2 separate regions of the Homo sapiens genome follow, and region 1 is linked to region 2. Evidence: read pairs that join two places in POLR2A ChIA-PET (ENCODE). Cell type or tissue: Caco-2. All regions are shown on one strand. Each heading gives the region's core, and the rest is flanking DNA. Links, peaks and the distances in the headings are about the cores only. Region 1 holds the start of LOC124901260 (a long non-coding RNA gene). Region 2 has its middle 76 kb from the start of EDN1.

Region 1 (16,097 bases), core at 4,877-9,876, 54 kb before region 2:
AATACAGTCCCTATTCTCATATTCTAATTGGGGGAGAAACATATCTAAAAATTTGAGCTGAGATAAATAAAAGTTTTAAAAATAAATGGCCACTTTTTCCATCAGGGAGGTATGTGCTATTACTGAGGACTTTCCATGATATAGTAAATATGCCTAATATGTTTTGATGGCATCACAGGGCTCTGCACTAATATTCAACCAATTTACTCTTAGAATTGATCTCTGTCTATTGCACTCTCTGCCAGAAAGTGAAATAGCATTTTATTAGCAAGGTCTTAAGTTGCTAATTGCCTTATGCTTTTCTAAATTGTAGTACTTATCTACATCAAAATAAAATCCATTAGAATTAGTTATATCTCCTACTCAAGTTTTAGCTGGCCTAGTAAATTCCATGGTGGGTAGTGTACATATTTAAAAATCACTGGGCAAAGGACAATTTGTTTAGTCACAGTGATAATTCACCAGATACCTGCTCTGCTCTGAAGAGAAGGTTTTTTAAAATAAGAATGAAGACCAAGTGAAGATAACAGATGAAATTTCTTCCAGATGACGTGGAAGCCAAGTACAATATATGGGTAAGAAAATAATCCACCCTCTATTTAGCACCCCCAGGCCCATTAGTGTTATTTCTTAACAGAGACTGCTGTTTTATTGTATGACCTCCTCAAATGTCCCATTAAGGTCAATGGCTCTATTTGTGCTTCTATATTGTACGCTGGAAGACTTTCTACACAGTTCTAATTCTCCAGTATCTCTGAAAGGAAAGGCACTTACTGAAACTCAAAGACAGTGCCAGAGTCTCACTTGAATTGTATGAGTCCACTAAAGCCTTTCCTATGGTCAGATGAATTGGGGTGCTAGCTCACACTTCAGACATCTGTGGATTCCTGAACTACTGTTAGGACTAGGAACTTTGCAGGTAAACCATAACTGAAAAAAAAAAAAAAAAAAAAAAGTCCTGCCTACAATTCTAGTGCATCTCTCATCAGTGTTTAAATATATCCTTTTAAAAGGAAAAAAAAATTGCTGAATTTGGTATTGTCTTAAATTTTCTTTACTGTTATAGCTCTTGAATATATGTAAATCATCCAAATGATTTAGAGTATATATACAAATACATTCATTGCCTTATTAAAATTTTTAAGTTCTGAGAGAGACACTGTGCATCTCTCCCTTTGCCCTTCCTCCCTATCACTGAGAAAAGACCACATTTCAGAAAAATTATCCTATCCTAGCCATAATACCTACCTGCGGTTCCATGAATGAGTCATGCTCTCCCATCTCACAAACTTTCCACGGGCCTGAAATGCATTTCCACACATCTCTTTGCTGGCCTAGCCCCCACTCTCTATCAGGACTTGGATTGGATGTCACCTTTCCTGGGGAGGCCTCCTCTGACCCCCTTTCCCTTAGCACCGGGCAAGAGGTCCCTCCTCTGTGCTCCCAGTGCACACCATGGGTTCCCACCTTAGCACCTGCAAGTCTGTAGAGTCGTCACAATTTACTTAGTGCTCATCACTGGGCTGGGAGATTTTGGAGAAGAGGGACTGTGTCTTTCCTGCCTAGATCCCCATTAGATCAGTGACAGCAGTTCCAGGACATTGATTAACACCTGGAATAGCACCAGTCCCATGTGTTCTTCCCTCCTGCTCTGCTCTAAACACTTTCCCTGTTATCCCAAACTCTTTCTGTCCACACCTGACATTCCATTTTGAGTTTTTGGAGTATCTTCTCCACTTCTTTTCTCTTTCAAGGCTATCTTTGACACACATATTCCTTAAAGAGTATGACTCAGCTGGGCGCAGTGGCCCATGCCTATAATCCTAGCATTTTGGGAGGCCGAGGCGGGTGGATCACCGGAGGTCAGGAGTTCAAGGCCAGCTTGGCCAACATGGTGAAACCCCATCTCAACTAAAAATACAAAAAAAAAAAAAATTAGCTGGGCATAGTGGCGCATGCCTGCAATCCCAGCTACTCCGGAGGCTGAGGTAGGAGAATTGCTTGAATGAAGGAGGTGCAGGTTGCAGTGAACCAAGATCACACCTTTGCACTCCAGCCTGGGCGACAAGAGAGAAACTCTGTCTCAAAAAAAAAAAAAAAAAAAAAAGAGTATGACTCAATAATTATTATGTAAACTTATTTTGCATGTATGTAAGTGTGAGAAGAAGTCGCATAATTAATTTTTCCTCACTCCAGCTCTTCCTATGGTCTCTTTATTTTCCTAACCAAAGCTCAAATTCCAGCTTCTCTGCCTCATCACACCACTCCTCACCCTATATCTGAAACAATGAGTTAAAAAGGTAGCCCTGGTTTCTGTGTTCTCTTCTAATACTAGTGAATTATCTAGAAAAAAAATTTTATCAAGCAGTGACCAGTCTCTGAGTCACTGAAAAAGAAAGAGAGGATTCCCTTAACCTTACATTATGGTAGCCTTACACCATCTCAACTGTATTTTTTATGTAGACTTTTGTTTCTGTTCTCCAACTATGTATTGTCCTGCATTTCTCCAACTTCACCTTCTTCTCTCTTTCTAGCTTAGTCATTTATGACATTCTTAAAAAAAAGTTTTTGGATTTGGGGGCTTTTTGAGAAAAATATCAAGTCACATACACAAGAATTTCTATTAGACTATTAGCAGATTTCTCAAAAGAAACCTTACAAGCCAGAAGAAAATGAGATAATACATTCAAAGTGTCATTACAATGTCATGTATAATATTATGCTCAGGAAAGCTATCTTCAGAAATGAAGGAGAAATACATTTTTTCTCAGACAAGCAAAAGCTGAGGGAATTCATCACCGCTAGACCAGCCTTACAAAAAATGTTTAAGGAAGTATTCCAATTGGAAGCAAAAGGACAATAATTACTATCATAAAACATATGAAAGTCTAATCTCACTGGTAGAGGTAAATTTATTATCACATTCAAAATACTTCATTACCATAATGTTGGTACATAATCTTTCATATCTCTACTGTGAAGTTAAAAAGTCAACATGGTCGATGATAAGTCTAGCTACAATAAGTTGTTAGGGAACACACAATATAAAAAGATGTAAATTAAGCAGCAAAATTAAAAATTTTAGAAGGGATAGTAAAAGTCTAGAATATTTGTATGCAACCAAAGTTTATTATTATCAGCTAAAAATAGTCTATTATAACTATACAATATTTTATGTAAGCCCCAGAATAACTGCAAAGAAAAATATTACTGCAGATACACAAATGAGAAAGAGAAAGAAATCAAAGTTTATTACTACAGAAAATCACCCAAACATAAATGTAGCCATAAGAGAGGAAGAAAGAGACAGAAGATAAACAAAACAACCGGAAAACAATTAATAAAATAGCAGGAGTAAGTCTTTACATATCAATAATAATCTTGAATGTAAATGGATTAAATTTCATAATTAAAGTATATAAAGTGGCTAAATAGAGTTTAAAAAAAAAACAAGTATGTGTTGCCTGTGAGAGACTTACTTAACCTGTAAGAACATACATAAACTGAAAGTGAAAGGATGGAAGCTCATATTCCATGCAAAGAGAAACCAAAAGAGAGCAGGAGTAGTACATATGACAATTGTAAATATATGTGAAACTAGCAGTTGAGCACCCAAATGCGTAAAGCAAATATTATTAGATCTAAAGGGAGGGAGAGACCTCAATACAATGATAGTAGAGGACTTCAACACCCTGCTTTCAGCAATGGACAGATCATCCAGACAGAAAATCAACAAAGAAACATCATATTTAAACTGCACTCTAAACCAAATGTACCTAACAGTCATTACGGAACATTCCACCCAACCGCTACAGAATACACATTCTTCGCAACAGCACATGAAACCTTCTCAGGATAGATCATATGTTAGGCCACAAGCCAAGTGTCAAAAAAAATTTTTAAATCAAAATTATGTCAAGTAACTTTTCAGACCACAGTGGAAGAAAATTAGAAATCAGTAACAGGAGAAATTTTGGAAAACATACAAATATATAGAAATTAAACATGCTCCAGAAAGACCAATGGGTCAATAAAGAAATTAAAAAGGAAATTTAAAAATAATTTAATACAAATGAAAATGGAAATACAATATACCAAAACCTATGGGATACAGCAAAAACAATTCTAAGAGGGAAGTATATAGCAATTAACATCTATATGAACAAAATAGAAAAATCTCAGATAAAAACCTAACATTGTACCTCAAGAAACTAGAAAAACAAGAACAAACCAAAGCCAAAATTGGTAGAAGGGAATAAATAATAAGGATCAGAGCAACAATAAACAAAATAGAGAAAAAAATTAAAAAGATCAACATAACCAATAATTGTTCTTCTGAAAAGATAAACAAAATCAACCAATCTTTAGCCAGACTAACTATGAAATAAAGATAAAAGCCAAATACATAAAGTCAGCAGTGAAAAAAGAGACATTAGAACTGATCCTAGAAATACAAAGGATCATAAGTGACTTTTATGAAAAGCTAAATCTAGAAGAAATGGTTAAGTTTCTAGGTACATATGCTACCAAAATTGAATTATGAAGAAACAGAAAACAGAGCAGAACAATAATAAATAACAAGATTAAATCAATAATAAAACATCTCCCATCAAAGAAAAGCCCCGGACCAAGTGGCTTCACTGCTGTATTATACCAAACATTTTTTTTAAATGAACATCAATTCTTTTCAAATTACTCCAAAAAATTGAAAAGGAGGTAATTCTTCCAAATTAATTTTATAAAGCCAGCATTACCCAGATACTAACACCAGAGAAGAACATAACCAAAAAAAGAAACTACAGGCCAATCTCCCTGATGAACATGGATGCAAAAAAAAGTTAACAAAATACTAGCAAGCTGAATTCAACAGCACATTAAAAAGATCACTTATCATGATTATGTGAGATTTATTTCATGGACTCAAGGATGGTTCAGCATACCTAAATCAATAAACATTATAGAATCAAGGACAAAAACCATATAATCATTTCAATTGATGCAGAAAAAGCATTTGATGAAATTCAACATCTCATCATAATAAAAACTCTCAACAAATAGAAATAACAGACCTCAACACAATAAAGGCCATATATGACAAACCCACAGTTAAATCATGCTAAAGGAGGAAAAGTTTAAAGCTCTTCTCTAAGATCTGGAAAACGACAAAGATGCCCACTTTCGGCACTTTCATTAAAAACAGTAATGGAAGTCCTGGCAAGTACAATTAGGCAAGAGAAAGAAAGGTCATTCAAATTGAAAAAGAGGAAGTCAAACTGTGTCTGTCTGCAAATGATATGAACTTGCATATAGAAAAACCTAAAGACTCTATCCAAAAAACTTTTAGAACTGATAAACTAATTCATTTAAGTTTCAGGATGCAAAATTCAACATGCAAAAATCAGTAGCATTTCTATAAAACTATAAAGAACTCCCTAAAAAAGAAAGAAAGGAAGCAATCTCATTTATGCTAGCTACAAAAATTAAGATACCCAGCAATAAATTTAACCAGGGAAGTGAAAACTCTTTACAATAAAACCTGTAAAATATTGATGATAGGAATTGAAGAGGACACAAATAAATGGAAAGCGGTCTCATGTTCGTGGATTGGAAGAATTAATATTGTTAAAATGTCCATACTACTCAAAGTCATCTATAGATTCAATACAATCCCTATCAAAATACCAATGATATTTTTCACAAAATTATATTTCACAGGAATAGAAAAAGTTGATCCTAAAATTCATATGAAACCAGAAAAGGCTCCAAATAGCCAAAGCAATTTTGAGCAAAAAGAATAAAGCTGGAGGCATCACACTACCTGACTTCAAAATGTACTACAAGTCTATAGTAACCAAAACAGCATGGTACTGGCATAAAAATAGACACATAGACCAATGGAACAGGATAGAGGATACAGAAATAAATCCACACATTTACAGCCAACTAATTTTTGACAAAGGTGCCAAGAACACATATTGAGGAAAGGACAATCTCTTCAACAAATGGTGCCAGGAAAACTGGATATCCACATACAGAAAAGTAAAACTAGACCTCTATCTCTCATCATTACAAATATTAACTCAAAATGGATTAAATACTTAAATGTAAGACCTAAAAAGATAAATCTACTAGAAGAAAACATAGGGAAAACATTTTGTGATATTTGTCTGGGCAAGGATTTTTCAGACCTCAAAAGCATAGGCAACAAAAGAAAAAGTAGTTAAATGGGATTATTCTGCATCTAGAATGGTTAATCCTTTCCAGAAGGCTTTCCATTCACTTTGCCCAGATCCATCAGAGGAATCGCTGTCTATGGAAGCTATGGCATTATAAAATGAGTTTCTTAAATTATAAGGCTTGAAAGTCAAAATTACTCCTTGATCCATGGGCTACAGAATGGATGTTGTGTTAGCAGGTAGGAAAACATTAATCTCTTTGTACATCCTCATCAGAACTCTTGGGTAACCAGGTACATTGTCAATGAGTAGTAGTATTTTGAAAGCCATTTAAAAAAAATAGGTCTAAACGGTGAGCTTAAAATATTCAGTAAATAATGCTGTAAATAGATGTACTGTCATCCAGGCTTTGTTGTTCCATTTATGTGGCACAAGAAGAGCAGCTTTTAGCATAATTCTTAAAGGCCCTAGGATTTTTGGAATGGTAAATAGGCATTGGCTTCAACATAAAGTTACCAGCTGCATTTGTCTCTGACAAGAGTGTCAACCTGTCCTTTGAAGCTTTGAAGCCAGGCATTGACTTCTCTCTAGTATGAAAGTCCTAGATAGCATCTTCTTCCAATAGAAGGCTGTTTTATCTACAGTGAAGATCTGTTGTTTAGTGCAACCACCTTCCCCAATGATCTTAAGTAGATCTCTGGATAATTTGCTGTAGCTTCTACATTAACGCTTGCTGCTTCACCTTGCACTTTTATGTTATGGAGATAGCTTCTTTCCTTAAACCTCATGAACCAACCTCTGCTAGTGTCAAACTTGTCTTCTGCAGCTTCCTCACCTCTCTCAGCCTTCATAGAATCGAATAGTTAGGGCCTTGCTCTGGATTAGATTTTGGCTTAAGGAAATGCTGTGCCTGGTTTGTTCTTCTACCCAGACTACTAAAACTTTCTCCATATCAACAATCTGGCATTTTGCTTTCTTATAATTCATGTGCTAACTTGAGTTTCTTAAATTATAAGGCTTGAAAGTCAAAATTACTCCTTGATCCATGGGCTACAGGGACCTTTAAACCATAGCAATTATAATAGTAACATCAAAGATCACTGATCACAGGTCACCATAACAGAATAATAATAATTATAAAGTTTGAAATGCTGGAAGAATTACCAAAATGTGACACAGAGATAAGAAGTGAGCACTTCTGTTGGAAAAATGGTGCCAATAGACTTGCTCAATGCAAGGTTGCTACAAACCTTCAACTTATAAAAAATACAATATCTGCGAAGGGCAATAAAGGAGAGCACAATAAAATGAGGTATACCTGCATGTACAATTATGCATTAATTCAAAACAACATTTTAACAATATATTGCTGGATTTGGTGTTGTCCTAAATTCTTCTTTACTATAATCACTCCTGAATATATGCAAATCATCCAGGTGATTCATGGTACACACATATTAATTGCATTAACAAAAAAGAATTTTTAAGTTCTGAGAGAGACACTATACATCTCTCCCTTTGCCCTTCTTCCCTACCACTGAGAAAAGACCGCATTTCAGAAAAATTCTACTCCAGCCATAATACCTTCCTGTGGTTTGACGAATGAGTCATGCTCTCCCATCTCACAAACTTTCTGCAGGCCTGAAATGCATTTCCACACATCTCTTTGCTGGCCTAGCCCCCACTCTCAATCAGGACTCTGCTTAGTTGTCACCTTTCCTGGGGAGGTCTCCTCTGACCCCCTTCCCTTAGCACCAGGCAAGAGGTCCCTCCTCTGTGCTCCCAGTGCACACCATGGGTTCCCACCTTAGCACTTGCAAGTCTGTAGAGTCGTCACAATTTACTTAGTGCTCATCACTGGGCTGGGAGATTTTGGAGAAGAGGGACTGTGTCTTTCCTGCCTGGATCCCCATTAGATCAGTAAGAGCAGTTCCAGGGCATTGATTAGCACCTGGAATAGCACCGGTCCCACTGTGTTCTTCCCTCCTGCTCTGCTCTAAACCCTTTCCCTGTTATCTCAAACTCTTTTTGCCCACACCTGACATTCCATTTTGAGTTTCTGGAGTATCTTCTCCACTTCTTTTCTCTTTCAAGGCTATCTTTGACACATATTCCTTAAAAGGTATGACTCAATCATTATTAGCTCCTCTTTCTTCCTTGATGTTTGTTCTAAACTTATTTTGCATGTATCAAAGTGTGAGACAAAATCACGTAATTAATTTTTCCCCACCCAAGCAATTCCTATGGTCTCCTCAGTTACCTAACCAAGGCTCAAATTCCAGCTTCTATGCCTCATCACATCTTCCCCCACACTGGCTTATCTCTGAAACAATGACTTAAGAGGGTGGCCCTGGTTTCTGTGTCCTCTTCTAATACTAGTGACTTCTCTAGGGAGAAACTTTGTCAAGCAGTGACCAGTCTCTGAGTCATTGGGAAATAAGGGAAGGGTTCCCTCAACTTAACCAGGGTAGCCTTGCACCATCGCAACTGTAGACTTTTTCATGTATACTTTTGTTTCTGTTCCCCATTCATGTATGTTCTGCATTTCTCCAAATTTATTTTCTCCTCTCTCCCTAAATAAGTCATTTAGGACTGGTAAAAAATGAGTTACTACCATGGGACTAAACAACACATATAACTAAGACATCATTGTTATTTGAAGGGAAAGTAAAACAAAATGGATCGTGTGTGAGTTTATTAGGGCTGCCGTAACAAATAATTACAGACTGGGTGTCTTCAACAACAGAGTGTACTTTCTTACAATTCTAGAGCATAGAAGCCCAGGATCAAGATGCCAGCAGGGTTATTTTTCTGAAGTCTCCTTCCTTAGCTTGTAGAAGGCCACCAACTCCCTCTATCTTCACAGGGGCAACCCTCTGTGCATGCACATGTCTGGTGTCTTTCTGTCTGTGTCATAAACTCCTCTTATTATGAGGACACTAGTCACTGGGTTAGACCACACCCTGATAACCCCATTTTACCTTAATTACTTCTTTAAACACCCTATCTCAAATGTAGTGGCATTCTGAGGTGCTGGGAGTTAACCCTTCAACAAATGAATTTGAGGAGGAAGAGGACACAGTTCAGCCCATAGCAGGTAGATTCTTATTTTCATTCCCTTAACAAATTCAGAAATTATTACATATCAGGCACATATCGCTTGGCATTGGACAGGTATAGTACAAAGCTGTCTACAACCTGTCAAAGCTAACAACAAGACCTCCACTTGCTGCTGGCATTTCGGAAACTTCTTCAAACCCTGATTTCATCCTTGGAGCCTGCAGCCATACTCCATCCCATATTCATCTCTGACTCTGCAATCCTTTTGCACTTAACATCAGGCTAAATGGTGTAGACCTTTATTCTCTTTTATGTGTTGGACTTGTCTCTTCAAATAAATAGAGAGGGAACAGCAAAGTGGAGGATATGGCTCATAAAAGAAATCCCCAATTAAGAAATCAAGTGACCTGTGATATCAAATTCTAGTAAAAAAGATCCATTATTAATATTATGAATTTGTGGGCAGAGAGGACTGTCTTAGTCATCTTTTGCTTTCTTCATCTCCTCCTACTGCCCAGTTCATCTTCTCTAGTTCTCCCCATCTTCTGGCTCTGAGAATATCTTCATGCCACGCCTTCTGTCTAGAGCAAACTTGTTCAACCCATGGCCCATGGGCAGCATGTGGTCCAGGATGGCTTTGAATGTGGCCCAACACAAATTCATAGACTTTCTTAAAACATTGAGTTTTTTTGCAATTTTTTTTAGCTCCTCAGCTATCGTTAGTGTTAGTGTGTTTTATGTGTGGCCCAAAACAATTCTTCCTCTTCCTATGTGGCTCAAGGAAGCCAAAAGATTGGACACCCCTGGTCTAGAGCACTCTCTCTTCAATTCTTTCCCTTCCAACCCACTTACTAGATTTAAACAAAAAATTCAAATAATATTCTCTTATATATCTGCTCCTATTATTTTTGGAAAAATGATTATTCTGTCCTTCAGAACCATTATCTGAAACCCACTTTTCCATACCTACTTTAGTCACCTATAAACACTGAAAATCAGAGAGGTTAAGAACTTTATTTCATGTCTATACAGTTATTGTAGCTAAAGATTCAAGCCAGAGTTGCTCTCTCTTAGACTCCAAGCTCCTAGTCACAACCCTTGCTACCATCTGTACTGCTTCAGGTGCCTGGATTTCTTCTCTTACTAGAGCCATTGGGATCTTGATGAGCAAAGACCTACCCATAGGAAAAATGAGAATATTCGTACTATTATGAAAGCTTACATGCCTATTAATTTTATATTAGGAATTACTCTTCATTCTTCACTCAGCAAAACTCCTTGAGTATTACAGATAAAAATAGTTGTATTGGTAGAATGAAATTTTTTTCTCAATGGAAATAATTTTAAACATTTCAGTGAGGTTCAAAATAACAATTCATGAACTCAAACAAGTTTTAGGAAAGCTAGACCTTCGTGATCTTTAGAAATCAAGACAACAGAAGTATCACTTAAAATGCAAAGGTTAGTTGACAAAGACAGTTTCCAGGAAACACATTCCTTTCTTTTTTTTAACAAGGAACCAGAAAGGATAAAGAAAATGATACTGAAATTAAGAAGCCACTCAGAAAAAGAAAACACAGGAGAGAAATGTGAGGAGCCTCAATTTTCATGAAAGATGTCCAGAATAATCCATTTAACCCTCTCTTCCACGATCTCATTGTGTTTGTGTAACTCCAGGCCAAGTATCAATAACATCCAAGTTGATTTATGGTGGTGAAAGGTTTTTCCGTGAGAACTCTGATGATGGAAGTCAATAAATGAGTATTAGGAAGATAGAAGTCTCTCTACAAACCCAAACTGGTGGGGCTAGTTTATGTCAAAGGAATGAAAAATGAGGCTGGTCTGTGAATGCCTAGTACCCTGTGTGAAAGCCAAGCTAAAAACCAGATCTTGGGTGAATTTTTATTCTCCATCAAAAATTTGCATTTGTACACCCACTTTTTGTAACAGATTCTTTTTATGCTAACTCCTCAACGAAGTTGCTTCTACTGCTTTTGAAGACTGGACAGTGTTCCCTATATTTACCCAAAATTGTACATTTAGCAGGTGAAATTTGGAAACTCAAGTGCAGCTACCTAGAAATCTGGAATGAGATCACAAGCTGGCTTAAAAGTATTTGAGATTCCCTGAATCTTCTTTGTCTGTCAGAATATTCAATACATTTTCTTTTATCTGTGTGTTCCATTTCTCAAAATTTGGGCCAATAAAATATTTAAAATGCAAATATTTTTAAGATGATAGAGCTGTCTTCACAGTTATGTGTCCTGCTCTAAAGAAAATGTGCACATTGACTCCTTATAATTACCCAGAAATAAGAAAGCACATGTAAACACTCAGCTTCCACAACACCACCCACTTTGAATTGTGCCCTAGGTTAAACATAAACATTTGGAGAACTGGGAGAGTAAAACACTGTCAAGTGGTTAATTGAATTTTTTTTTTTTTTTTTTTTAAACAGGGTTTTGCTTTTATCACCCAGACTGGAGTGCAATGGCGCAATCTCGGCTCACTGCAACCTCCCCCTCCCAGGTTTAAGCGATTCTCTTGCCTCAGCCTCCCAAGTAACTGGGATTACAGGTGCCCACAACCACGCCCGGCTAATTTTTATATTTTTAGTAGAGACAGGGTTTCACTATGTTGGTCAGGCTGGTTTCGACCTCCTAATCTCTGGTGATCCACCCGCCTTGGCCTCCCAAAGTGCTGGGATTACAGGCATGAGCTGCCGTACCCGGCCTTGAAAATTTTTATGTGTCTACTTACAAACCATAAATCATTTTTATTTCCTATTTTAGTTTGTTTACTAATTTACTCTCACTCTTCCTCGAGTCCAAAGTCAGCGCCACTCCCAGCAGATTTGTGCTTCAGCAAGGGAGTGAGATCTACTCTCTGGGAAGCCAGACCTGCATCTGGTCGACCTTGACTCAAAACTCAGCCAAGATTTCACACAGTCCCGGAAGGCTCCCACACAAGCCTCTTGCTCCCTCAAGGCAAACAACCTGGCCCAGGTTTCTTGAGCTAATACTGCATTTTCTGTCTTTTGTTGGTGTACCCCAAAGCCTCTCTCATCTATGCTTTTACAAAAAAGGAACAGATAATTCCAAATCCATCTTCCCTACCACTTCATTCCCTTCAAGGCGTTTATTCAAATTACTTAGCCATCAGGTTTTCCCAAAAATATTTGTGCATGAAGTCAACCTCAAAAATGCTGATAGGCCTATGGCAATTAGGTGTACCTGAGATAGTTGAAACAATAGTTTGTGGAGGTATCTTCCCTAGTTCATTCCGAAGTTTCATTTGAAATGCTGGGGCTGCCAGTTCTGTCCCATTTGTTCTGTTGATGCCTTTGCTCTGTACCCCTCAACTCCCAGAATTTCTCCTCCCTAGTTATCTAAGGGACTAATTCTGGCGACCCCTCTCTCCATGTCTATAAGTCTCCATTCCATTGAGAGCAGCCTGACCTTTCTGTGACACATCCTTCCCCTTTTGACCCTTCCTTTAACTGTAACCATATGTCTTCTGGAAACCCTGCTCTGCTGCCAAGGAGCTCAGAAATTTGCAATCTGTTCTTTAAATACATGCGCCGCCGCCTCATCCCAGGTGAAACCTGGATTTCCCCTGATGACGTAATTCCCCTCATAATTCTCAACGTGCATCTACTCATCTCCCACACAGCCTTTCCTCAGCACCTTAGCATTAGGGGAAGTGTTCTGTATCCCCTGTGTGAATATTCAGCCTTTATTTAATAACACCGCTTCCCTTCCTTGTCAGTTTCACATCCTTACCTATTCCCTACGCCCATTCATCCACAGCTGCCCTCTTTCTCATTGCTTGGGAGCAGCACAACCATCATTACATTAAAAAATCAAGCACCTGTTACCCATCTGGAACATGCATGCTACATAGGGTTGCCCATGTGCACAGGCACACTACAGCAATTAATTCCACCCTTGAGATTTCGGAGCGTACCTGTTTGTATCCTTCAATTTGCAGATTCCTTTGAAAGCAGACTCTGTTGGCTCTGTTGTGGACTTGCTTGAATCACATGGTTCTCTTATTATACTTCAGTTTTAGTCGCTTGAAGATAGCTACTTTTCTCTTCGAGGTGTTTCCCTGAAGCAGATTTCAAAAGTGCTCTACCAATGAATTTTAATGAATCTAGAGTACTCCACAATCTACTAACGACTCACAAATAACTGGGCACTCAAGTTACTTCCACTTTTTCACATAAACATCATTACAGTTATCATCTTTGCACACAAATCTGAATGACATTTCTGATTATTTTCTTAGAAGCAATTTCTAGAAGTGAAAAGTAGGGTCAAAGTCTTTGAATGTTTATAGCTTTTGTCATATAGTGACAACTTGCTTTCTAGGGTGGTTGTAACAATTTATACTCTACCAGCACTGTTTGAGTGTCTCACCACTCCCTCTTTTCATACAGCATTTCAACAAATCTTTGCAGAGCAAGTAGCCAAGATTGGTGCAAAAAGATCTAGGTTTATGGAACAGTGGTCTAAGTCCAGGAGATAATTTGCTAACACACCTGATATAATCAAGAGTTTGAAAAAAACAATATGATAAAGGCAATTAGTGCTATAAAAAAATAAAGGCAATCAGAAACTCCAGAGGGACAGGGGGGCAAAAGACAGTAAAAGGCATATAATCGTAAAACATTAGTGAGTTTCGCAGGGAACAATATTTATGTGGTTATATGACATCAGTGATTTGAAAGTGATATAATTACATGGGTAGAATGGGAAAAAGAGGAAGGTATGCACTGAGAGCTGAAATTTCATTTGTTACTGCAGAAATCAATATCTAAGGTATAAAACTGATAAAACAGGAAAAGCAGTTTATGTTTACCACTCACAGACATGAAGGTAAATATAAGAAGCAACAAAGTTAAGTGCTTGCTTTCAGAGAATTGAACTCAGAGTAGGGAGGAGAAGGCAAGAAGCTTGATTTTCATTATGAGATCCTTTTAACCATGAGCTCCTTACTTTTGATTTTAAAATTTTAACAGTATTCTAAAACATGGAGATTATTTGAAGTCTTCACCAATTTTTAAAAATGGTATGACCTTGAATAAGTATTATTATCATAAATCTATCAGAATGTCATATTTTTGTCACTTGTCTGTGTTCTTTACTTAACAAGAACTCTTACTAATTTTCTTATTGTTTTTTAAGAGTTTTTTATATATTTGTCTACCATGTTTGCTAAGAAATATTTTACCCAGATGTTTGTTTGCTTTCTATTTTGTTTCCGGCATGGAACAAATGTACTAAATAAATCAATTTTTACCTTTTTTTGTAGAGAAATTCTCAAGTCACCAGTATTTATTTCTATAGGGTTAATTATTTTACTTTAAAGTTTTTAGATTTATCTTGGTATCTTATTTGTTTTCTTTATTTAATAAATACCTATATAAAGCATATTTGTGTCAGGCACTACTAGAAGCTCTTATTAAATATTAACTCAACTAATGGTAGATGAAAGAGAGGAGGTTCTTGATTGTTTCTCCCTAAAGAACTAATTATCCTTAAGGTATTTACAACAAATTCCTTCCCTTCTCCATAAGTTTGTAATATATTTCTATCTATTTTGTTTGAGAGCTATCTTTCCTTTTCTTTCAGTAAAATCGTACCATTTTACTTAATGTTACTTTGTAATATAGTGTCTATCTGAAAGATTAATTTTCTTTCCATCACTTTGATTTTTAAAAATTAGCCACTTTTACCCACTTATTTCTCTAGATGATATTTTGATATTTAAGCTCTAAAATAAATTCTGCTGGAAATCTGACCAGGAGTTTGTTAAACCAACAAATTAATTAAGAAGTATTTACATCTTTACAGTGCCAATTTTTTTCACTAGTAAAAGTTCTTTCTTTTTATAATAATCTTTCTAATTATTTAAATCTTATTTTTTATTATTTAATATTATTAATTATTTAAATCTTACTTTAAATCTCTATGCTGCTAACATTTTAGGTTGCTAATGAATGCTCATTAATTCTAAAACTATTCCAGTTGATGCTTATAGGTTTCCTAGCATTATATTTGTGTCATCTGTAAATAGTATTAATTTTATGTCCTCTCCTTAAGGAATTATACTTCATTTCTATTTCATGATTTAATGCATTAGCCAGTATTTTCAGGATACTATTAAGTAAAAGGACAGTGACCATACAATTTAAAGAAATACAGAAAGGCCAAATGTTAAGAATTAATATTTAGCCAACACCATGTATTGTCAACATAAAATAAATGACAGGAATATATAATTAACCCAAAATTTATCATAATTATATTATGAATTATAGTGATCATTATAAATGTCATTAACATTTTTAGTAGTTTAATTTTTTAAATTTGATGTTATGGCTGAGGACAGGAAATTCCATGGCCCTGTTAGTCACTAGATTGCTCCTGTGGGTACCATGCTGCACACAGATGATGTTGAATGAATGCTCAGTTTCATCATGGTGTTAGGGAGCTGTCTTGTCTAGCTCTATCAAGATAGGCACTGCTGATAGAGATAGAGATGTTGTCAGTGGGCTTTCCTTTCTCTCTAGCAGTACCAAAGAAGGGAAAGACACTTTGTTTTAAACTGCTAGCCTTGAAGATTTGGTCAATGGTGATGATGCAGTTCCACTGATACAGCCTCACCAATGTAAGGTTCACACACGTTGAAAGGAGATGCTTTCCGAATACTTTCAGAATCACGCTTTGGATTTTCACCTTCACTTATACTTTGATGTCTAGTATATTTCACATTTAAATAAATCCTTTGATGAAAATATGTCCTCAAACCTTTGATCTAGAAATGTTGCGACTGAATGTAATTGGCTTTTTTTTT
Region 2 (16,097 bases), core at 6,966-11,965:
TCTTGCACACTAAGGTGGAGTGGGGAATATTCAGCTGCCTCTTTTGTTCTCATTAGACTTTCCCTAATGTATTCCCAACTCCCTCTACCAAAATCCCGGCTCCGGCTGCTCTCCATCTGGGAGAGCAGGGTTTACAGCTGTCTCTGGCTCTGACAGTGTGGTTTTGTGACCAACAGCATGAGGGGCTTGCTGTTACATAGAATGGACTCTACTCCAGAGATTTGTCTGTGAAATGTCTAGTTGGAGGTGTAGAGAAAAGGAAAGAGGCAGAGGGATAGAGAAACAGAGAGGAGAATTTCTATGAAAGCCTTCAGCTAAATTCAAGATAAAGTGTAGAGTATGATAATGCATTTTTGCAGGGAGGGGTGTGGAGTCTCGCTCTGTCGCCCAGGCTGGAGTGCAGTGGCGCTATCTCTGCTCACTGCAGTCTCTCTGGCTCGGGTAGTCCTCCCACCTCAGCTTCCAAGTAGCTGAAACTACAGGTATGCACCACCACACCCGGCTAATTTTTGTAATTTTAGTAGAGGTGGGGTTTTGCCATGTTGCCCAGGCTGGTCTTGAACTTCTGCGCTCAAGCAATCTTCCTGCCTTGGCCTCTCAAAGCACTGGGATTACAGGCATGAGCCACCAGGCCTGTCATAATGCATTTTTAACGTTGCAAAAGAAGTGTTAGCTCTGCTTTTTCCCTTGCCTGCTGCCCTGCAATTTAGAGCTTTAATGTTCAGCATCCAACCTGAGGCCCCGCCGTCTCTGTAATTCCAAAGCCTCCTATGAATAATGAAATAGAGTAGGAGAAAGGAAAGAGAAGGTAGAAGAGAAGTGAATAGAAAAAAAATGAAGATTGGATGAAAGAAAAGAGGAGAACATGATTATAAGTGTAAGTGATGGGATAAAATTGCTGGGGAGAAAGAATTCGCTCAGATAGAGAACTCTTGTACCAAACATCTGAGAGCCTGCTAAGTGCCAGGCCCTCTGCCGGGCACTGAACGCCGAATATGCAGAGATGATCAAGAAAGACAACTTTCCTGCTTTCATAGAGTGTGCATTCTACCAAGGGAAACCAAGAATAAACAAATAAACAAGTGTATGACGTAAGGTCAACAACCGATAAGTACTGTGAAGGGAAATCAGAGTAAAAAGATAGGGTGCAATAGGAGCATGGCAGGAGGCAAAGATCTCTCTAAGGAGGTATCATTTGAGAAGGGAATTCAAGAAAATGAGAGAGCAAAGGACTTCGATGTCTGGGAAAAGGGCACACCAGGCTTAGGAAAACGGAGAGAAAATATCCAGAGGTGGAAACAGTCCTGGTGAATGGAGTGAGGGAGCAGGACAATGAGGGGGAGGGATGAAAAGGGAAGGATGGCCCAGAGAAGTGCCAGGAGGAGCCCTGGGAAATTGTAGTCAGGAGACAGTTTGTGCTTTGATTTTTATGTTAAAAAATGACTACGACACTGAAGAATGGCTAAAATAAAAGTGTTGGTGAAGATGTAAAGGAACCAGAATCTTCGTATCTTATGTGGGAATATGAGTCAATAAAGCCACTTGGGAAAATGGATTGACAGTATCTACTAAAGCTGAATGCACATATACTTTAAAATTTTTTTAATTATTTTTATTTTTTGAGATGGAGTTTCACTCTATCATCCAGGCTGGAGTGCAGTGGCGTGATCTCGGCTCACTGAAACCTCCACTCCCCGGGTTCAAGTGATTCTCCTGCCTCTCAGCATACCAAGTAGCTGGGATTACAGGCACCTGCCACCACACCTGGCTAATTTTTGTTTTTTGCTTTGTTTTATTTTTATTTATTTATTTATTTTTAGTGGAGTTGGGGTTTCACCATGCTGGCCGTGCTGATCTCAAACTCCTGATCTCAAGTGATCCGCCTGTCTCAACCTCCCAAAGTGCTGGGATTACAGGCGTGAGCCACCACGCCTGGCCCACACATATTCTTTTGACCAAGCAGTTCCACTCCTGCAAATAAATATACCCCCAAAGAGGCCAGGTTCAGTGGCTCACACCTGTAATCCCAGCACTTGGGGAGGCAGAGATGGAAGGATCACTTGAGGCCAGGAGTTTGAGACCAGCGTGGGCAATAAAATGAGACCCCCATCTCTAAATAAATAAATAAATAAAGCTAAAAATAAATAGAAAAATTTGAAAAATATACCCCAAAGAAATAACAGCTTCTGTTCACTAAAAATCGTGTACAAGAGCATTCATAGCATATTTACTCATAATAGCCCCAAGCTAAAAAATAGACCAAATGTTCTTTAACTTTACAAAGGATAAATAAATTGTGGTATATTCATACAATGGAAGATAACAGCAAAGAAAAATCACAAGGTACAGCTAAATACAAGAGAAGAAATTTTTTTCAGACCTAATGAAGAGATGAAAGAAACCAAATATGAAAGAATACATTCAGTATTTCTCCATTCATACGAAGTTCAAAAAAGTGGAGGTCATCTATCATGATAGAAGTCACATTTGTTACATTTGGGAGTTATAGACTGGGAGAGGTCATGGTTGAGGTTTCTGGGGTGCTAGAAGTGGTCTATATCCTCACAGATGTTCCACATACAATGTCTTCATTCGTTTGGGCACTATAACAAAATGCCTTGGACTGCATAATTTATAAACAACAGAAATGTAATGCTTATAGTTCTGAAGTCTTGGAAGTTCGAGATCAAGGTGCCAGCAGATTAGGTGTCTGGTAAGGGCAGACATGGATGTTGCCTTCATAGATAGAGCCTTCTAGCTGTATCCTAGCATGGTGGAAGAGTGAAAGGGGAGGTAAGCTTCGTCTAACCTCTTTTATAAGGGCATTAATCTCATTCAAGAGGGCTTTGCTCTCATGATCTAATCATCCCCTAAGACCTCACCTCTTAATACTATTGCACTGGGGGCCGGGCTTGGTGGCTCACGCCTGTAATCCCAGCACTTTGGGAGGCTAAGGCAGGCAGATCGCCTGAGGTCAGGACTTAAAGACCAGCCTGGCCAACATGGTGAAACCCCGTCTCTACTAAAAATACAAAAATTACATGGGCACAGTGGTGCATGCCTGTAATCCCAGATACTCCAGAGGCTGAAGCAGGAGAATTGCTTGAACCTGGGAGGTGGAGGCTGCAGTGAGCCAAGACTGTGCCACTGCACTCCAGCGTGGGCAACAGAGTGACACTCTGTCTCAAAAAAAAAAAAAAAAAAATACTATTGTGTTGGGTTTAGGTTTCAACATATGTATTTTGAGGAGGGGACACCAACATCAGACCAAAGCAAATGCATCTGTAAAAACTGAGTTGAACATTAAGATTTGAACCCCTTACGGAACATATGTTATACCTCAATAAATATTTCGGAAGATGAAAGGAAACAAGAAAAGACTGGCCTGATTTTCTGTAAGCATGCTGTGTAGGGTCAAGAATGGAGGCAGGGAGATCTTTAGGAGGCTGCTGCAGTAGCTTGGGAGAGGGAAAGTGGCTTGGACTAGGATGCTGGTAGGGAAGGTTCTGAAAATGGGTCAGAGTCAGGGGACATATGCTAATTTGGGATGACAAGACACGCTAACAGATTGGTTGTGGGATGTGAGATAAAAAGAGGAATCAAGGATGACTCCCAGGTTTGTGGTCTGGGAAACTAGGTGGAGGGTAGAGCTATTTGTGGACAAACAGGAGGGAAGAACCTAGAATCCTGTTTGGTACGCATGCCCATTGATATCCAAGTAAAGATGTGGAGTATAAACAGGGGTGCATATCAGTGTCCCTTAAAGGGGATTGTTGATATGCTTTTGGGAGTTACCAGCATATTCATGGTATTCAAAGCTATGGGGCAGATGAGAGCTTCAGGCGGTGGACTGTAGATCGAGAAGCGAGGTCTGTACCTAGGGGTACTCAAACATTTAGAGGCCAGGAAGGAAAAGAAGATCCAGAAAAGGAAACAGAGAAGAAGCCGCAGTGGGGAGGCAAAGGCAGGGAGAGGATAACAGGAAAAGTGCCTTGGAAGCCTAGTGAAGAAAATCAGGTGGAGCTGCAGATTCAAGGCTCAACTCCCAGGATTCAACTCAAATTGCAGACCAGTTTGAATTGGTCAGCAACAGAGCTACAGCCTCTCTGAACATTCAGAGGTTGCTGGCTCAACTGTTGCTGTAAAGTTGATAAGAACTGAGAGCTGATCATTGGATTTGGTAACATGGAGGTTATCAATGGCTTGGCAATGGCGGTTTCACTGAGTGTGTCAAAACTCAGATAGGAATGAGGAAATAGAGACAATCGGTATAGATAACTCTTGATGAGCTCACCATACAACAAAGCAGATACATGAGGAAGTGGAAGACAGGAGGATAGGACATTTTTATTTTAAGACGGGAAATATTAGAGCATGTCTGTATGCTAATGACAGATCCTGAAGAAAGGGAGGAAATAGTGATATGGGAGCAGTGGAGAAAATTAGAGTAGAAAAACCTTTAGCGGTGTCAGACAGATGGAACCCAGTGTTCAGAAGAGGGGTTGGCTTTAGACAGGATCAGAGACAGTTCCCCTTTTGTGGCAGGTGGGACGGCAGAGGGTCACCGGCAGCAGGCTGACTGATCAGGAGGTGGGAAGACATGAAAGTTCTCCTCGGGTTGCTTTTTATAGTATTGTAAAAGAAGGGGAAACGGTCATCATTTGAGAGTGAAGACAGAAGTTGGAGGAGAAAGGTGTGAACAGTTGTCTGGGAAAGAGAATTGTTTAGGGAATGAGCTGGGACTGCCTGGTAGAAGTAAGGGCACCCATGAGGTCGCATGGGTGCAGCGGATCAGTCAGCAGAGCTCTGTTATTCTCTACATTCAGTTCAGAATAATAAGAATTGGATTAAGCCAAAGACGGGGCTTTGCTAGGAAGGCTCAGTGAAAGAGGGAAGGTCAGGTGGCCACAATATATGGAAAGGAATCACTTAGTGATGCTTCAGGGAATCTAACCTGGGCAAGAAAAGAAGCAAGGACGTGAGCTGCTTGAAGGGGAAAAGGTGGGAATTCACAGGAAATAATCTGACAGCACCAGTTAAGATGAAAATAAGTATGCCCGTGGCATGGCCATGTCTTCCAGAAAAAAAACACATTTATCTGTGCACAGGGAGGTGTTCAAAAATGTTCACTGTAGCATCGTTTGAAATTGAAAACAAACAAATGGGAGAACCAAATGCCCATCAACAGAAACATGTGTTTTAAATAATGATGGTATATTCACACCGTATAATAACACGTGGAAGTGAAAATGATGAACTAGTGCTGCAGGCCAGCAGGGACGACTCTCACATTCCATCAAGAGAAAATAAAAGGAAGTCATAAAGGAATACAGTCTGTATGATCCCAGTAATTATAAGTTTAAAAGCATGCAAAACGAAACAGTATTTTGTAGAGAGATAAAAGAAAAAAATTAATGAGTGAGAATGGTAGTTATTAATACAAAGTTTAGATAGTAGTTATCTAGGGGATGTAGTTGGGAAGGCTATGTAATGGGGTTTAATGCTCTTGGTAATATTTTATATCTATAGTTAGATAGTAGATATATGACTGCTGTGTTATTCTTTATATTGTTTGTATGTGTGAAATGATTCTTGACATATTTCAAAATAATAATGATGTTTTAAAATAATGCCAATGGATTGGCAGTATCTGGGAAGTCAAGATAGTGTTGGAGTGGGCATATTAGGGAAAGCCTGGAGGCTGTAATCAGAGACAGGGCACTTAAAATGGGGATTGCTGAGGTGGTGTAGTTACAGATATTGAAAAGCCTTGAGAATATATAGCAAAGGTGTGGTGGAGAAAAAAATGAGTGGGCATAAAGGGGTCTGGGAACTGGGAAGCCAGGGTTTTGGATGGATAATTTATGTAGATGCTGAAGGATGTGAGTAACAGGGCTAGAAGTATAGCACTATTCCTAATGTAAAATAAATTGACAATGAATGTTTATCAAAATGAACAGAATTTCTTCAATAAATTATTGATAATCCTCTTCATTCTAGGTCTCTTTTTAATTTTTCTTCAGTGTAAAGTATCAAGGGTTGGTTGAACATTGTTCCACACACACACAGACACACACACAGACACACACATCTATTGGACCATTGTGTCCTTTAGTAAAAACTCAGAAGTTATTTACTTCCCATGAGGGAAATAGTTACATGTGGATGTGATGGTACGGCTGACTGTCACCTGCATGCTTATGCCTACGATTTTTTTTTTTTTTTTTTTTTGAGACAGAGTCTCGCTCTGTCACCCAGGCTGGAGTGTGCAGTGGCATGATCTTGGCTCACTGCAAGCTCCGCCTCCTGGGTTCACACCATTCTCCTGCCTCAGCCTCCTGAGTAGCTGGGACTACAGGTGCCCATCACCAGGCCAGGCTAATTTTTTGTATTATTTTTAGTACAGACGGGGTTTCACCATGTTAGCCAGGATGGTCTCGATCTCCTGACCTCGTGATCTGCTCGCCTCAGCCTCCCAAAGTGCTGGGATGCTTATGCCTACAATTTTAAATGTCAGATGAAAGCATCTTGAATGGAGAGTGAGGAGTCAATGTGATGAGTGAAAGACCACTGGATTATTTGTACTGACCACAGCACCTATTTTTACAAAAGCCAAAAGCCAAACAACAACAACGACAACAACAAATCCCACACACAAGAGCATGTATGTGTGTTGGTGGCGAGGAGGGGTTGGTGCAGGAGGGAGCATCTGGTCAAAATATATTTTAAAAAGCATATTATATAAAATAAAATGCTCAGAGGGATAAATAAGGTAGTTCTTTTCTTTCATCCAGACTTCTGATCTCCAAATGGTGATAAAGCTTTCTAGATTGGGAAATTCTCTTAATCAGGTAGTCACGGCTGGGTATGGTGGCTTATACCCGTAATACCTGCAATTTGGGAGGCTGAGTTGGGTGGATCACTAGAGTCCAAGAGTTTAAGATGCCTGGGCAACATGGTGAAACCCCTTCTCTACAAAAAACACAAAAATTAGCCGGACATGGTGGCATGTGCCTGTAGTCCAAGCTACTTGAGAGGCTGAGGTGGGAGGATTGTTTGAGCCTAGGAGGTTGAGGCTGCAGTGAGCTATGATCATGCCACTGCACTCTAGCCTGGATGAGAGAGTGAGACCCTGTCTCAAAAAAAAAAAAAAAAAAAATAGGTAGTTGTAAATCAAGGGGTACTTTGTTTCTGAAGCTCTATTCCCTGAATCTATATTTTACTACAAAATCTGGAGATAGATACTGATATGGTTTGGCTGTGTCCCCCCACCCAAATCTCATCTTGAATTCCCATGTGTTGTGGGAGGGACCCAGTGGGAGGTAATTGAATCATGGGGGCAAGTCTTTCCCATGCTTTTCTCGTGATAGTCTCATGAGATCCGATGGTTTTAAAAAGAGGAGTTCCCCTGCACAAGCTCACTTTCTTTGCCTGATGCCATTCATGTAAGACGTGACTTGCTCCTGCTTGCCTTCTGCCATGATTGTGAGGTTTCCCCGCCACAATTGGAAAAGTTTAATTTTCCAATTAAACTTCTTTCTTTTGTAAATTGTGCAGTCTCAGCTTTGTCTTTATCAGCAGCATGAAAACGGACTAATACAGACACATTTTCACCGACCATGAAGGCCGGCACCTACCACACCTTAACACACAGGTAAGCAGCATCCATAGGCTTATGAAGTCATGGGCAGGAAGGTTGGTTTGAAAATGTGGAAAGCCTCTTCACTTACCGCCAGCAGCCTCTCAATACTGGAGTTTAGGGCAGCAGATTTCTTATTGGGCTTGATCTATCTGTAATCACACAAGGTGTGGTTCTACACACCAGAGATGAAAAAAGGAGTGAGGGTACAAAAAGCTTGAGTGATTTCCAGTCCCTTGAAGGACTTAAAAGCTTTTCAAATTGATCTCTGAGCTTCAATTGCATCATCTGTAAGATGAGAGTTGACTGATCTATAAGATCTATTTTAGTCGTAAAATACATTAAATTTTAAAAACGTAACTGGGGGCACCACTGTCGAATAACCCAGGAAATTGATATATAGTATATATGGCTATGCAGACATGTAATTACAGCCGCATGATATAGGATAGTATATGATTGCTAAATTAATGATACACCCACAAGTGCTTGAAAATAAACTTTATGAGTCACACTATCTGGTATGATAAATATTGATTGCATATAACAGTTTCTTGGTAAATATTACACTAGCTTTAAAGATAGTTGAGAAAAGTTTCTAGATAAATACAGCAAAATCTTGTAGGATTATAAAAACCACTTGCTTTGATACCTCTATATGAAAAATTGTTTTATTTAATTTCTTTATTTATTTGAGACAGGTTCTCACTCTGTCACCCAGGCTGGAGGGCAGTGGCACAATCACAGCTCACTGCAGCCTTGACACCCTGGGCCCAAGTAATCCTCCCACCTCAGCCTCCCAAGTAGCTGGGATTACAGGCACACACCGCCACACCTGGCTAATTTTTATATTTTTTGTAGAGACGGGGATCTGCTAGGCTGGTCTCAAACTCCTGAGCTCAAGCAGTCCTCCCACCTCAGCCTCCCAAAGTGCTGGGATTACAGGCATGAGCCACTGCACCTGGCTGAAAAGTGGTTTTTAAGAATGCAAAAAATTCTCTAGCAACAACCAAATAAGGAAAGGGCATAGCATTATTCCATAAACATCAAAGAGTACAGTCTATGAAAAGAAACAGAAGATTCAGAAGTGCTATGGTTCCGCCTCCGGAAGAAGTACTAAGGAAGGAAGACCACTTCACATTATGAGATTCTCATAATTCCCTACCATTCTGAGAAAAGTGGACTAAGGCTGATAAGATAGTCTTGGGACAAACCAAGGAAAAATTATTTAAGGAGTAGAAATCTTCTAAAAGTAGGAAGTCAATCTGTATAGTCTTAAACTAAAGCATATACCTGTAGTTAAAAATACAGTGATCATTTATTGTAATAATTAAGTCTCCAATCTCATAATGTTTTCCACAATAATTTTCTTAAGTTTAGAAGACTCTTTGATGGTGAAGAAATGCTTAATGAAGTTTAGCAACTCTTTCAGTTTAATGTCAGTTTCTTTTTCTTTCTTTTTTTTTTTTTTTTTTGAGACAGAGTCTTGCTTTGTCACCCAGGCAGGAGTGCAGTGGTGCAATCTCAGCTCACTGCAACCTCTGCCTCCCAGGTTCAAGTGACTCTCCTGCCTCAGCCTCCTGAGTAGCTGGGACTACAGGCACGTGCCACCACACTGGGTAATTTTTTGTATTTGTAGTAGAGATGGGGTTTCAGCATGTTAGCCAGGATGGTCTCGATCTCCTGACCTCGTGATCTGCCCGCCTTGGCCTCCCAAAGTGCTGGGATTACAGGCGTGAGCCACCACACCTGGCCTGTTTTTCTTCTATCAAGTTTAAGTAAAATTGTGATTTTTTTTTAAAAGTAAGTAGCTTCTATAGAATTATTTTATTTTTAAACAATCATTTGACTTGCTGGTTATTTATATATAGATCTATTGTGATTTTTAAAAAGTAAGTAGCTTCTATAGAATTACTTTATTTTTAAATAATCATTTGACTTGCTGGTTATTTATCTATAGATCTTTCTACCCATCCATTTATCTAACTGTCCCTAACAAATAGCAGTGAGTAGGCTACGTTGCAGCACTTTTAAACAATTTTTTTTTTTTTTTTTTTTTTTAGAGAGAAAGTCTGGCTCTGTCACCCAGGCTGGAGTGCAGTGGGACAATCTTGGCTCACTGCAACCTCCACCTCTTGGGCTCAAGCCATCCTCCCACCTCAGCCTCCTGAGTAGCTGGATACAGGCTACTGCACCACCACCACTGGATAATTTTTGTATTTTTTGTAGAGATGCAATCTCACTATGTTGCACAGGCTGGTCTTGAGCTCCCGAGCTCATGCAATCCTCTTGCCTTGGCCTCCCAAAGTGCTGGGATTAAAAGGGTGAGCCACCACATAGAGTCTTTAAACAATTTTGAGAAAATATTTTTAAATTAGAAAGTTTCTAGTACGAAGTCAAATGTCTCACTTCTAGCAGAACAGAAGTTCTGACAACACTGGGACCACATTGCCACTTGGCAATCACCTACTTTACCTGAGAAATACCTGTGCCCTCCGGACGGGGCATGTCTTCTTCAGTTTGCCAGAGGTGCCATCACTCTTATTGTTCTCCCAACAAGGAAAGCATTGGTTGCTATATATCATCTTGCTTGCCCTGTAGTTTAAAAAAAATTTTTTTTAGGGTACAGAAATATTTCTCCATACCATGTGGAAAGGCTCAAGGTAGACTGAGAGGATTGAATGAGTCTCCTCACATCAGTCTCAACCACGGAAGTTCCTCTTGACTCCTGAAAGCATTTTACTTTGCAATATAGGCTTAAAGTGACATCTAGAATGATGTTCACCATGGACCAAACTAATTTTTTTTCCTTGGGGAGATGTGATTTTGTGGGATTTGTTAGTTTCTTCTTTGCTCTTTCCTGCATTACATGATATTTCTTTATGGTGAAAATGCATCATTTTTAGTTTTCAAAATCGGGCAATACTAAATATATAGACACACACATGGATGTATGTATGAATATACATATGTGTTTATATAAATATATGTATGTGTATACATAAATATCTATGTTTATGTTGTGTGGGTGTGTGTGTGTGTATATATATATACATATATATATGATGGAAAGTGGTGAGGGAAAATTATTCAAAGTACTCTTTTTTCTTTTTCTTTTTTTTTTTTTTTGAGACAGAGTCTCGCTCTGTCACCCAGGCTGGAGTGCAGTGGCGCGATCTCGGCTCACTGCAAGCTCCGCCTCCCGGGTTCACGCCATTCTCCTGCCTCAGCCTCCGGAGTAGCTGGGACTACAGGCACCTGCCACCACGCCCGGCTAATTTTTTTGTATTTTTAGTAGAGACGGGGTTTCACCGTGTTAGCCAGGATGGTCTCAATCTCCTGACCTCGTGATCCGCCCGCCTCAGCCTCCCAAAGTGCTGGGATCACAGGCGTGAGCCACCGCGCCCGGCCTCAAAGTACTCTTATAAGAGAGAGGAGTACAGAACTCTTGGAGACAGTCTATGTAGCTTCCCCTGAGTTAATAAATCAAGATTTTCCATTAGTAATCTTCAGATACACCTCTAGGGAGTCTCCCACATATATATGTAAAAGTAAATGTGACTCATAAATGGGGCATTCATTTATCGGGCATTATGACTTTTCAGGATTTCTAAAACAGCAGCAGAAAAAAAAAATGATTTTTTTTAACACCACAGAAGGAAAACTTCTTAAAAAGTGAGATCTATTCCAGGGGAAACCACATCCAGATTTGGGAGCTGTTTCTTCTTTTTTTCTGTAGAAAGACTGATGAGGAACTTCATCTGAATCTATAATGAGGTTTCAGTTAAGTTGTATTTAATCAATCTTCCTGGCAGTTGTGTTTAATTTACAAAGGTGTATCATTTCCCCCCTTCAAATTATTCAATTCAGTCCCCAGACGCTGTCTCCAACATACTGCAAGCCGGGAGATGATGAATGAGCAGAAGGAGGAAAGGTAGCAATTTCACAGCTGTTATACTTTCAAATCATAGCTTTTCACTAGATTTTTTTCTATTTTTTTAAAACATCTAACAGCATTATTGATGGCTTTTACATTATAATTGACCCTAGCAACTTTAAACTACTCTAACTATGCTGAAATAGGTAATCAATAAGGATCACAAAACACAAAAGCAACCAAGATTAAAATCGAATATTTTCAAGAAATTATCTGCTTCAAAATTATACCAGCGAATCAAAAGCTCTTTCTTATCTTGAAGGCTATGGTGAGAAACGTAGGGAGTGTTTGGACGGAGGCATAACGTGCTTTGTAATCCAGTCTTTGCATTTCATTTCTGCACTTTCTACCTTGCAGATTGTTTTATCCATTCCTTCCCTGGTTGGCTGAGGAAGGGATTGTGCCTCCCACAGGGTAAGGACTGAATCATTGGTAACTAGTAAATACTAGTTCACATGTACCATAAACTCCTTTTTCTTTTTTTTTTTTAAGACAGAGTCTGGCTCTGTTGCCCAGACTGGAGTGCAGTGGCACGATCCTGGTTCACTGCAACCTCCATCTCCTAGGTTCAAGCGATTCTCCGAGTAGCTGGGCTTACAAGCGCCCACCACTACACCCGGCTATATAACCACCTTTCTGAAAAGACAAATCTTTCTTTGTCCTGAATCAAAGTTTCCCTACAAGCTTTATCACTGCCTACTCTGCTTTTAGAGGAGTTCCTTCACTCCCACAATATATAACAAAGAGGAAAGAAATCAAACATTTTTTAACCACACAGGAATATTTTTATTTTAACCATGAAGTAATTCATATATTAATTAACATAATTAATTAAGCTATACTACATTAAGTGTATCTATGCATGTATAATGAACCAATACACGTAAAGCACTTAGTATCTGGCACATATTGCTCAATTCACATTAAGTATTATGATGATTATTATTAATATTTTCATTCAACAAATACTTCTTGAGTTCCTACTACATGTCCTGTACTATCCCTACTGTGGGGCATATATCAGTGAATAAAACAGACAAAAATTTCTGCCTTCATGGAGCTTACATTCTAATGAAGAAGTTAAATGTTTAAATAAGTACATTATATAGGGTGCTGGGAGGTGATAAGCCCTCTAGAGAAAAAAATTTTTTGTTTTTTTGAGACGGAGTCTCATTCTGTCGCCCAGGCTGGAGTGCAGCGGTGCTATCTGGACTCACTGCAAGCTCCGCCTCCCGGGTTCACGCCATTCTCCTGCCTCAGCCTCCCAAGTAGCTGGGATTACAGGCTCCTGCCACCACACCAGGCTAATTTTTTACATTTTTAGTAGAGACAGGGTTTCACCGTGTTAGCCAGGATGGTCTCGATCTCCTGACCTTGTGATATAGAGAAAAATTTTAAAACCAAGGAGGATAAAGAGTGCTGGGGGATGGTAGGAGGTGGATGGTTTGTAATTTTGAATAAGTGGCCAGAGGAGACCTGCCGAGAAGGCAAGATGCCAGCAGACTTAAAGCAACCAAAGGAAGGAGCCAGGAAGGTATCTGAAAGAAATATGTTCTAGGCAGAGGGAATGGCACGTGTGCAGAACAGCGAGGAGGCCAGAGTGGCTAATGCTGAGGGAAAACAGGCAAGAAGTAGGAGATTAATCCCTCTGCATTCTATGAAGGAAAAGGTTGCATAAACGCAACACCCACTGTATTAGTCAGATAGGGCTTCAGTAACAAACATCACAGATGGTGCACCTTAGGCCACAGAAGTTTATTTTCTCACTGTTTTGGAGGAGTCTGAGATCAGGTGTCAGCAGAGCTGGTTCATTCTGAAGCCTCCCTCCTTGGCTGGTAGATGGCACCTTCTCCCTATGTCCTCACATGGGATTCCCTCTGTGTGTGTCTGTGTCCCCCTCTCCTCTTCTTCTAAGGACGCCATTTAAACTGGATTAGAGCCCACTCCCAGGATCCCATTTTAACTGAATTATCTCTTTAAAGACTCATCTCCAAATACGATCATACTCTGAAGTACTAGGGTTTGGGACTTCAACATATGAATGTGGGGCTGGGTGACGCGGTGCAGCACGGAACACTCAGGGTAACTTTTTCTGTGGCCGCTCATACTGTGGTGGAACCGCCCTGCAAGGAGGCTTCCTTCCTACTTCGCGAGTCTGGTTATGAGACTCCAGTATCAGGTGACCCACTGCTTCACTTCCCTTCTATGGGAATTGCTTAACTGCATATACTTCCTGACTGCTGTCATCAAGGTTGCAAGGGTTCCCAGGGCTCATCACAGGGCGAGTTTGGGGTGATGAGTCAGCTGTACAAAACAAAGTCATCACCAATCTTTTCCTGAGAAATTGCTCAAAAAGGGTGAGGTGTTAGGTGCTACAAGGCATGTAGCTAAGTTAATGAAACATGTAAATCAACAACTACCAAAAATTAACTACTATTATCTATGGAAATATCAACATGAATGAAGCATTGACCAGAATAATCACTATGAACTTTCCTTCTTTCAGATAATAAATTGCTTTTTAAGAAGTAAACTGTCTATACTCTTTATTAAAATTATTTTTAGGGAGCATGGCCCTCAGAAGGTATTTCTGAAACTGGTATAGTGAGTGACACAGCTGAATTCAAAGCAAGGTCTGATTCTTCCACATCCATGATCCATAAATCTAGATTTTTTTTTTTTTTTTTTGAGACAGAGTCTCAGGCTGGAGTGCAGTGGTGTGATCACAGCTCACTGCAGCCTTGACCCCCTGGGGCTCAAACAATCCTCCAACCTCAGCCTCCAGAGAAGCTGAGACCACGGTCATGTACCGCCACACCTGGCTAATTATTATTATTATTATTATTATTTTGTAGAGACTGTTCTTGCTGTATTGCCCAGGCTGGTCTAGAACTCCTGGACTAAAGTAAGCCCCTTGCCCTGGCCTCCCAAAGTTCTCGGATTTACAGGTGTGAGCCACCATGCCCCGCCAAATCTAGATTAATTGTGAGGTAGAAGGTATCAGACCTTCTGCTGGTGGCCCCGCTGGCTTCTGAGGCTGTTTCACAGCAGTTACAGGGAAATTTGACAGGTATTTCTAGCACAGTGTGTAAACTGCAGGAATTCAATAGCAATTATAGGTCCTTTTTTTCTATTATTAACATAGGGAATTTAAATAATCTAGGAGAAGAGATCAAGGTTAAGAGAAAATATTGTGTGATCATGAAAATTATATTTATTGAACATTCATATGCCACTATACAAACATTTAAAAAATGAATAAAGATGGTTCCTGACAAGGTCTTTCCAATAGCTAAATATGGTTAAATCCATCTTCAGCAGGCACATTACTTTTCATCATATATGCTAGGGAAATCATTTGCAGGAATTAAGATCTTAGGCTGAAATGAAACTATGCAACGGGCAATCAAAACGAGGTGCCTCACCAGACGACCCAGGTGCCAGCAATCTTAACTCATCAGGAATGATTTGTCTGACTTAAAAACTCAGCAGAATCAGAACAGATTTTTTTAAATGCTTCTGAAACTTTGATGTGACATTTTTTCCATAGGATCCAATTTCCTCGTGTTGTATTTGATCAATGTTGGCAACCCCCTAGGTTTATTAACAGACAGTGTTGACAGGTTAATTACAGGAGGAAATTAGCACACATCAGAGACCTAGGTGATCACTCCTACTCGCAATCACCCTTCATTGTAAGTGACTTGCTGCAGCTTCTCACCCACTCCTGGGGCAAAGGGTTTGGACAACATAGAAACTGCACAAAACCCAGCTGCCTTCCCTAGGGAAGGAGTCTAGCACTGTGTCTTCACTAGACATTTGGCAAAGGCTTCTTTGAGTGCATAAAATATTGAGGATAACTAAAGACAGCATTCTGGTTCCCTAGGACTGCCATAACAAAGCACCACAGACTGGTTGGCTTAAACAATATAAATGTATTATTTCACAGTTCTGGAGCCTAGAAATCTAAAATCAAGGTGTTTGGAAGGCCACGCTTCCTCTAAAGATGCCAGGGAAGGAGCTATTCCAGGCCTCTTTCCAAGCTTCTCAAAATTCCTTGGCTTGTGGCAACATAACTCCAGTCCTCATGTGGCATTCTCTCTCTCTTTCTCTGTCTCTCTCTTTCTCTGTGTGTGTGTGTTCAAATTTCCCCTTTTGGATGGGTGTTGTAGCTCACGCCTGTAATCCCAGCACTTTGAGAGGCTGAGGAGGGAGGATTGCCTGAGTTCAGGAGTTCAAGACCGGCCTGGCCAACATGGTGAAACCCTGTCTCTACTAAAATACAAAAAAATTAGCCAGGTGTGGTGGCGGGCACCTGCAATCCCAGCTACTCAGGAGGCTGAGGCAGGAGAATTGGTTGAAATCAGGAGGTGGAGGTTGCAGTGAGCTGAGATCGTGCCACTGCATTCCAGCCTGGGTGACAGAGCGAGACTCTGTCTCCAAGAAAAAACAAAAACAAAAACAAAAATAAATTTCCTCTTTGTACAAGGACACCAGTCATATTGGATTAGGGCCCATCCT

What was found. Peaks named below come from ENCODE experiments on the same cell type or tissue, not always from the same donor. Only the 100,000 strongest peaks of a DNase experiment are listed, where the experiment ranks them.
Region 1: POLR2A ChIA-PET joins it to region 2 with 12 read pairs; 2 of 35 experiments call an interaction of 5 or more read pairs at or near these places.

The regions. Positions count from the first base shown.
Region 1 is chr6:12,258,463-12,274,559 of GRCh38, reverse strand. LOC124901260 (a long non-coding RNA gene) reads left to right here and starts at 9,184. Exons shown (of 3, transcript XR_007059454.1): 1 at 9,184-9,273. It also overlaps a transcript of EDN1 not described here. In Caco-2, for the core only: no CTCF peak of the experiment used is centred there; no DNase peak of the experiment used is centred there.
Region 2 is chr6:12,206,071-12,222,167 of GRCh38, reverse strand. It overlaps a transcript of HIVEP1 not described here. Among named protein-coding and RNA genes, the nearest start is that of EDN1, 76 kb to the left of the region's middle. In Caco-2, for the core only: no CTCF peak of the experiment used is centred there; no DNase peak of the experiment used is centred there.